2 separate regions of the Homo sapiens genome follow, and region 1 is linked to region 2. The links are chromatin contacts, found by Hi-C or POLR2A ChIA-PET in ENCODE. All regions are on one chromosome and are shown on one strand. The core of a region is the stretch at or near the end of the contact, and the rest is flanking DNA. Distances in the headings are between cores, read along the strand shown. Region 1 holds the start of COL1A1 (collagen type I alpha 1 chain). Region 2 holds the start of SPATA20 (spermatogenesis associated 20).

Region 1 (3,731 bases), core at 1-2,500, 350 kb before region 2:
CCCGCCCCCATTCCCTGGGCAGGTGGGGTGGCGGGGGCGGGGCTAGGAGAATGGGAGCGGCTGATTGGAAGGGAGGCCCCCCCAAGACTTGAAATGTACCTCAAAATTAGGAGACACCCTAACCTCCAGCACCTAGACATCTTAAAAGCCCGCTCTCGGGGCCATCCCCAGTCCCCCAAAGCCAGCCAATGCCTCCAGGTCACTTTTAGCCAAAGAACCAAAAAGTCCGCAAATAGTCCAGAAGTTAGCTAACCACTCCCACCGCGCTAGCGGCTCCCCAGACGGCCACTAGGTGTCGGGCAACGCTAAGCAATGGGGCCGGGGCGGGGCCGACCTCACCGGCCCGACTACCTCTTTAAGAGGCTTGGGCTGCCCCATCCCTGGCTTTACTTTCCAGATCTAGAGGTGGGGGTCCGCACCCAGCAATAACCCGGGTCTTCCCGCTCCGGCTCCTGCCCCAGTAAGCGTTGGACCGGGAGACGCAGTGCTCAGCATCGGTCAGCAGGGGGCGCAAGGACCCCGCCCCGCCGAGTCCGCGCCAAAGTTTCTCATCCTCCACCCGCCCACGCTCCGCACCCCCTCCGCGGCTGCCCAGCACCCCCACGGCCCCAGCAACACTCTAGCCCGCAGAGAGGGCAATCTTTCCTTATGAATCATCCCACGGCCTTCCTGATTGCTTCTACATCTTGGGCTTCAAATGCCCCGCTCGGCGCCCCCATCCCATCTTCGACGTGCTTTCCTCACTCTGCACCCAGATCCCCACTTCCCCGGTTGCGCGCTCGGGATTCTCTCTTGCACCAACTCACGCCGCGCTCCACCCTCACCTCCCGCTCCCGGGGCGCGTTCAACCCCAACCTCGCCCCAGGGTGAGCTCCCTCCTGTCTCAGGGCGCCGAGGAAGAGCCCTCATCATCTCCCTTCCATTCCCGAGTCTCCGGATCATCCACGTCTCGTTTTAAGCCGCGGCCCCCGGGACCAAGCGCAAGGCGCGATATAGAGTATCCTTGCACTCCCAAAAGTTTGGGACTTACTGTCTTCGTCTTGGCCCTCGACTTGGCCTTCCTCTTGGCCGTGCGTCAGGAGGGCGGTGGCCGCTAAGAGGAGCAGGAGCCGGAGGTCCACAAAGCTGAACATGTCTAGACCCTAGACATGTAGACTCTTTGTGGCTGGGGAGGGGGTTAGCGTCCGCTCATGCGTGGCCTCACACTCCGCGTGCCTCCTGCTCCGACCCCGAGGAGAAACTCCCGTCTGCTCCGACGACTGGCCCGGGCCCCTTTTATACTGTCCTGATGGAGAGCAGGGAGGAACCCTGCCCCTCGGAGAGGGGGAGCCGGCCGCCCGTGCCCCAGCCAATCAGAGCTGCCTGGCCCGGCCCCCAATTTGGGAGTTGGAATGGAGAGGGGGAGGAGGAGGGAAGGGAGTCCACCCCACATCTCCCCTCTTCGCAGCTCTGCCTCCCCAGCCCCCCAGCCCAGCCTGGGCCAGAGGTGCTGTGGTAGGGGTGCAGCTGGGTCCTCAGAATGGCGTGGGCTAACCAGTGGGTAGGGGTGCCCCTCTGCTCTCTTCCTGGGACCTCCAATCTAGAAGAAGTGGAACTGGGGAACTGGGGAGCTGGGTGGGGAGACTTCCAAAGGTGGAAGGGTTGGGGGTGTTGGGGAGGGGGTCCTCCTGGCTGTGCCCCAGTCACCCTCTGATATCCTGGCAAGAGCTAAGGGAGGGGCATAAAGAGGCATGCTGAGGACCTCTCCAAAACAGAGGAAGCTGGGAATTAAAAAGATGTGCCTGTTTGGGGGTGTCTTCTGGTGTGGCTAGGGGATGGAGCTTAGGAATATTTGGGGAACAATTTACAGATTCCTTTCTAGACATTAAGAATCAGATATCTGAGGGAGGGGTGCAGGCAAGGGAGTTTTAATTTTGAGGATGTCAATTCTTCTGCTGTGCTCCAGAACAGAATCAAATGCCTTCCTCCAAACCCTAGGCATGATTGAGAGATGGAGTGGGGAGGCTGAGGTGCAGGGTGAGAAACATGACTAGGTGGCCTCTGCAGAAGAAAGCTTTGGTGGTTGGGTGATGGAGCAGCCAAGGTAGGGGTGGGGGATTCTAGGGACACAGAGGTGGGGATTGGGGCTTGCAATCCCCTAAAAATTCATCCCCCAAACTCTTCCACCCCAGAGTTGGGAAGTATTTTTAGTGGGAGGCCTGTGATCATTGGTGACTTAGAGAAGAGTTTTGTTTGCCATGGCTGTGGCCAGGGGCTGCTTAGAGACCCTCCTTCCCAGCACAGTCAAACCAGAGAGAACCTGGGTGGAGGGAGGGCACTTAGCTAAAGGGGTGTCTTTCTGGGAGCTGCATAAAGCCCCTTCTCCAGTTGTACCTGGACTCAGTGTTGGGGATGTATGGGATATTTTGGGTGTCTGGGTGAAACTTTCCTTTGGGGGTGTGGGATGGGCTGCAGAGGATGATTGACTTTGTTTTAGGGGCTACTTCCCACTGCCTCATCTCTTTCTTGAAAATCCCGGTCATTGCTCTATGCCTTAGGAACCAGAGAGAATCATCTGTACACTCTGAAAGGGTCTGGGGACCCGAAGGACAGCAGGCTATATCTAAGGAAGATGGCTCTAGAACTCCACGTCCTTTCTTCCTCCATGTCCCATTCCCCCAACAAGGCTCTGCCTCAACCCCAATCTACCTCGTCCTGAGAAACTCTGTAGGGCTGAGAGAAGGCCTGGGGGTCTCCTTGCAGTGCCCTGTTCATTTCTCTCCCTCCTGTGCAGCTCCCCACCCCGGGTGCTCCAGAGCTGCAAACGTGGAAGCGGGGAGTCCCGCCTCCCCCAAACCATCCAAGATTCCATTGCCTCCCCCCGCCCCTCTCCACGCCCTCCCCCAGCTGGTTTTGTGCAACGAAGGCAAAGGGGAAAAAAAAGGAACAGAAGGGGAGGGAGCCACGTCGGCTGGCCGGCTGGCCGTGGGCAGCCAGGATGAGCGGTGCGGGTGGGGCAGCAGAGGGAGACTGCAGGGGCTATAATTAAAGGGAAAATATAGAGTTTCCAGAGAGGCAGGGCTGGAGACAGCAATGGAGGGATGGACCTTCATCAATTATCCCGACCATGTGGCAGCAACTTGTGGCCCAGGGTCTGCCCCCGCCTAGTGCCAGCGACTGCAGGGCAGGACTAGGGGGCTGAGGTGCTGAGATGGCAGTTCTTGAACCCACCAAAGTCCTGCCCCCTACTGTGGGTCAGTTCCAAGAGAACCCCTCCCTAATAGGCGACAGGGGTCCTGTTTTTGGAGGGAACAGACATTTAGAGTGGTGGTCTAGGGCAGGGTGCCGCAGGGCTTGGTAGTATGAGGGTTAGTGACCTGTCCACTTCCTTGCTTCTTGGGTTTTCGTAGTAAGAAGGGCTCCTGCCTGCAGCTCCCCGCCCCTCCCCATATGTTTCCCATCCAGGCTTTCCCACGCCCATCTTAAAGAAGAGTTGAAACCTCCAAGGTGTGAATTGGGGGTTGCTACATCATGGGCCTGGGGTTCTGAAGGATATTTGGGGATCCCTGGCTTTGGAGTTTTGTGTGCCTGGCGTGTGACAGCCACCACCCCAATGTCCAGTTCCAGGCCTTCCTCCCAGGGGCCGAGGCAGACAGTTTCCAAGCATCCTTTACACGTGGCATGGAGCTGAGGCTCAAGGCCTCCCCTGCCACTCTTCGACTTAAAACGCTTGGCGGGTGCCCAGGCTGAAG
Region 2 (3,647 bases), core at 1,148-3,647:
TTTTTCTGTCCCAGCCAGGCTGGCCCCTCAGGAGTCTGACATGTAGGCACTCTGTCCTTCATCTCTGGGGTGCTGTCCTTTGCACCCTGGCTGCTTCCCTTCTGTGTCTTTCTTTCTTTCTTTCTTTCTTCTTTTTTTGAGACAGAGTTTCGCTCTTGTTGCCCAGGCTGGGGTGCAATCATGAAATCTCGGCTCACCGCAACCTCCGCCTCCCGGGTTCAAGCGATTCTCCTGCCTCAGCCTCCCGAGTAGCAAGGATTACAGGCATGCGCCACCATGCCCGGCTAATTTTGTATTTTTAGTAGAGATGGGGGTTTCTCCATGTTGGTCAGGTTGGTCTAAAACTCCTGACCTCAGGTGATCCACCCTCCTCGGCCTCCCAAAGTGCTGGGATTACAGGCGTGAGCCACCATGCCCTGCCTCCATCTGTGTCTTTCACAGGCTTACTTAAGCCTGGACCTGAGCCCTCTTCTCTGCTCCTCTGCATGGTCTCCCTGGATCAGCTCCACACCCACATGGTCTCAACAGTCAAGACCCCCAATCCTCTCTCCTGAAGCCTCTCCTCTGTCCTCCAAGCAGTGTCATCTCTGCCTCCATGTGCACATCTCAAACCCACAGGTCCCACAATGAACCCCATGAGTTGTCCCCCCACCCCCACCCCATGCCCTCTCTTGAGGGAACGGCCCCACCTTGCAAGTCACCCTGGACACCGCCTTCTTTGTCGCCGCCCATCCTGACGACGTTTCCTCCTTGACCGACTTCCAGCCCATCCCTTTCTCTGCATCTCTGCTCCCCCATCTCCCCCTGGGTGCTGCTATAGCCTCCTATCTGCCCCTGCTTTCACTCTTGCCCCTTTCCAGTTCATTCTCCACTGGGAAGCTGGTGGGATCTTTCCAAAACGCAGATCTAACTGGTAACCCTCCTGACTAAAGCCTTTCAATAGCTTGCTTCTACTGTCATCAAAAATCCCCTTCTCTGGCCAGGCACGGTGGCTCACACCTGTAATCCCAGCACTTCGGAGGCTGAGGCAGATGGATCGCTTGAGGTCAGGAGTTTGAGACCAGCCTAGGCAACATGGCGAAACCCCGTCTCTACTAAAAATACAAAAATTAGCTGGGCATGGTGGCGCGCTCCTGTAGTCCCAGCTACTTGGAAGGCTGAGGCACAAGAATCGCTTAAACCTAGGAGGTGGAGGTTGCAGAGAGCCAAGATCCACTGCACTCCAGCCTGGGCAACAGAGTGAGACTCTGGCTAAAAAAAAATGGGGTCGGGTATGGTGGCTCATGCCTGTAATCCCAGCACTTTGGGAGGCCAAGGCAGATGGATCACCTGAGGTCAGGAGTTCGAGACCAGCCTTGAACCCAGGATGCGGAGGTTGCAGTGAGCCGAGATCACACCACTGCACTCCAGCCTGGGTGACAGAGCGAGACTCTGTCTCAAAAAATAAAAATCCCCTTCTTACAGTTCACGAGTGTCTCCAAGATCTTGCCTCTGCCCTCATCTACTGCCTGTCTTCCCTCTTTCTGCAGTTGCTCAGCCCGGACTCACTGACAAGCCACGGGACCTTTGCACAAACTGTACCTCTGCCTCCTTCCCCAGCACTCCCCCTGAGCACCCTCCAAGTTCCTTTCTCTCGTTCTCCATGGCTTCACAAATGTGATTTCCTCAGGGAAGCCTTCATCCTTTGCCCCTTCCACCAGATCAGGTCACTTGTTACGTTATACCCTCACGGACTTGTCACGTGGGTGTTTATCGGTATGGCTGTCGAATTAGCATCTGCCGCTCTCAACAGACTGTGAGCCATGTGAGGGCAGGAGCCTTGTTTCTCTCTGCCCACCATTGTATACTCAGTGCCTTGCAGAGTGGCAGGCGGCAGGCACTTAATAAATATTGGCTGAATGTAGCCAATGAGGCCATGTGTAACCTATGAGACATAAAATGGGCTCATCAGTATTATTTAAGGAAGACTTCCTGGAGTGGGTAGGATTTGAGTAGGACCTAGAGACGAGGAGGCTGCAAAAAGCAAACCTTGTTAGCTGGTGGACCTGGCCAAGGTACGCCTTCGCCTTGGATCTCATTTCTCATTTGTAAAATGGGCAGGGGTTGGACAAAATGAGCTGAAGCTCTGGCATCCCATGTCCCTAGCATCTCCCAGCCCTAGATCCCACAACTCTCCCTATTCCCTTGAGAAGGGCTGTCCTCCCCAGGCAGGGGCAGAGCCCAGTTTTATGCACAGAATGGGTCCTCCCAAGGCTCGGGTGCCTGATCTGCAATTCTGCGCTCCGCCGCAGGGCGACGCTCGGAGACCAGCCACACTGTCCCAAGTCCCGGCGAAGACCCGCCCGCGGCTCCGTAGGTGCCCGGCCCGCCCCTCGCAGCCTCCTGACTTCCCTTCCTGTCCTCAGCGGCCGGGCCCACGGCCCCGAGCAGCCATGCTGGGCGCGCGGGCCTGGTTGGGCCGCGTCCTTCTGCTGCCCCGCGCCGGTGCAGGCCTCGCCGCGAGCCGCAGGTACGGGCGGGCGAGCGGGCCCCTAGGGCACTCCCTGCGCCTGCCTGCGGGCCCAGTGGAGGGTCTTCCGGACACCGGTCCCCAGTGCCAGTCTGGACCACCCCTGCATGCCTGGCCCTTCCCCCACCCCACCTCCGGTCTGCTCCTGAGACCTGGCTCTGGCTGTAAGGCCCTCCTCCCCTCCTCTCCCGTCCTCATCCCTTCCCTCCTCTCCCCTTCCTTCCAGTGCAGTGCCAGCTCCTCAGGGACTGTTCTGACACTGCTTCCAGGAAGCCTTCCTTGCACCCCAGTGCTGGATGCTGGGTCAAGGGCCTTTCTCCAATAGTACCCTGTGCCCTGTCACAGTCCTTTATTGCTGCATGGACCTTTCGTTATTTAGGTCTGCCTGCAGTCCCACTTCCAGGCTGAACTCCCTGAGGTCTCTGATTCCCTAGGTGTCCTGGAGTCTGGCCCAGGACCTGGCCCCACAGGAGTCCCAGCAGGTGGGCGCTGAGTGAGGGAGTCCCCATGTCTGGTTTCCTCTGTTTGTCCCTCACCTGGTCGAGTCCCAGACCCTACTGATCTTGGCCTGTCCAGCCACCAACAGTAGGCTGCCTTCCAGTGGGGCCACACCCAGGCCTGCCAGAGAGATGCCTCCAAGCAGCTGCTCCAGGAAGGGCCGGGGGAGGGGCCTGGGGAGGGGTAAGAATGGAGCCCCAAGAACCATTCTGCCCATTGTGACCCGCCCTGACCTCACAGCCATCCTTCCCACCGCCAGGCCCAGGAGGTTGGGGGAGACTAACCTGGCAAGGAGCCCCCAATGAGCCACCTCTCCTCACCCCCCAAAAAACATAAGGGGGAGCACAAAGGCCACAGTCTCCCCCATGGTTCAGAAAGGTGGGTTGGGCTGGGAGCAGGGGTCCTACTGGGGTGCTGAGTGAAATGGAGCAGGTGCTGGGGGGCCTGGGAGAAGGTGGGTGGAGGCCCCTGGCTTGCCTGATGCACCAGTCCTCGCCAGGGGTAGCTCCTCCCGGGACAAGGACCGAAGTGCGACGGTCAGTAGTTCAGTGCCCATGCCTGCTGGAGGGAAAGGAAGCCATCCTTCATCTACACCCCAGAGGGTCCCCAACCGCCTGATCCACGAGAAGTCACCATACCT

What was found. A loop is a pair of places that touch in the nucleus more often than their neighbours do. ChIA-PET counts read pairs that join two places held with the same protein, here RNA polymerase II (POLR2A). Pooled maps may share reads with other maps.
Region 1: a pooled map shows a loop between it and region 2 (5-fold over the local background). The contact joins the promoter of COL1A1 here to the promoter of SPATA20 in region 2. A Hi-C loop is called at or near these places in 1 of 168 maps with a recorded cell type or tissue (mammary epithelial cell) and 7 of 50 pooled maps. POLR2A ChIA-PET finds 5 or more read pairs at or near these places in 2 of 52 experiments (CD4-positive, alpha-beta T cell and MCF 10A).

What each region holds. Positions count from the first base shown.
Region 1 is chr17:50,200,381-50,204,111 of GRCh38, forward strand. COL1A1 (collagen type I alpha 1 chain) reads right to left here and starts at 1,251. Exons shown (of 51, transcript NM_000088.4): 1 at 1,031-1,251. The coding sequence starts at 1,133. RefSeq lists a silencer at 466-515.
Region 2 is chr17:50,544,777-50,548,423 of GRCh38, forward strand. SPATA20 (spermatogenesis associated 20) reads left to right here and starts at 2,398. Exons shown (of 17, transcript NM_022827.4): 1 at 2,398-2,509; 2 at 2,944-2,991; 3 at 3,507-3,647. The coding sequence starts at 2,433. RefSeq lists a silencer at 2,408-2,677.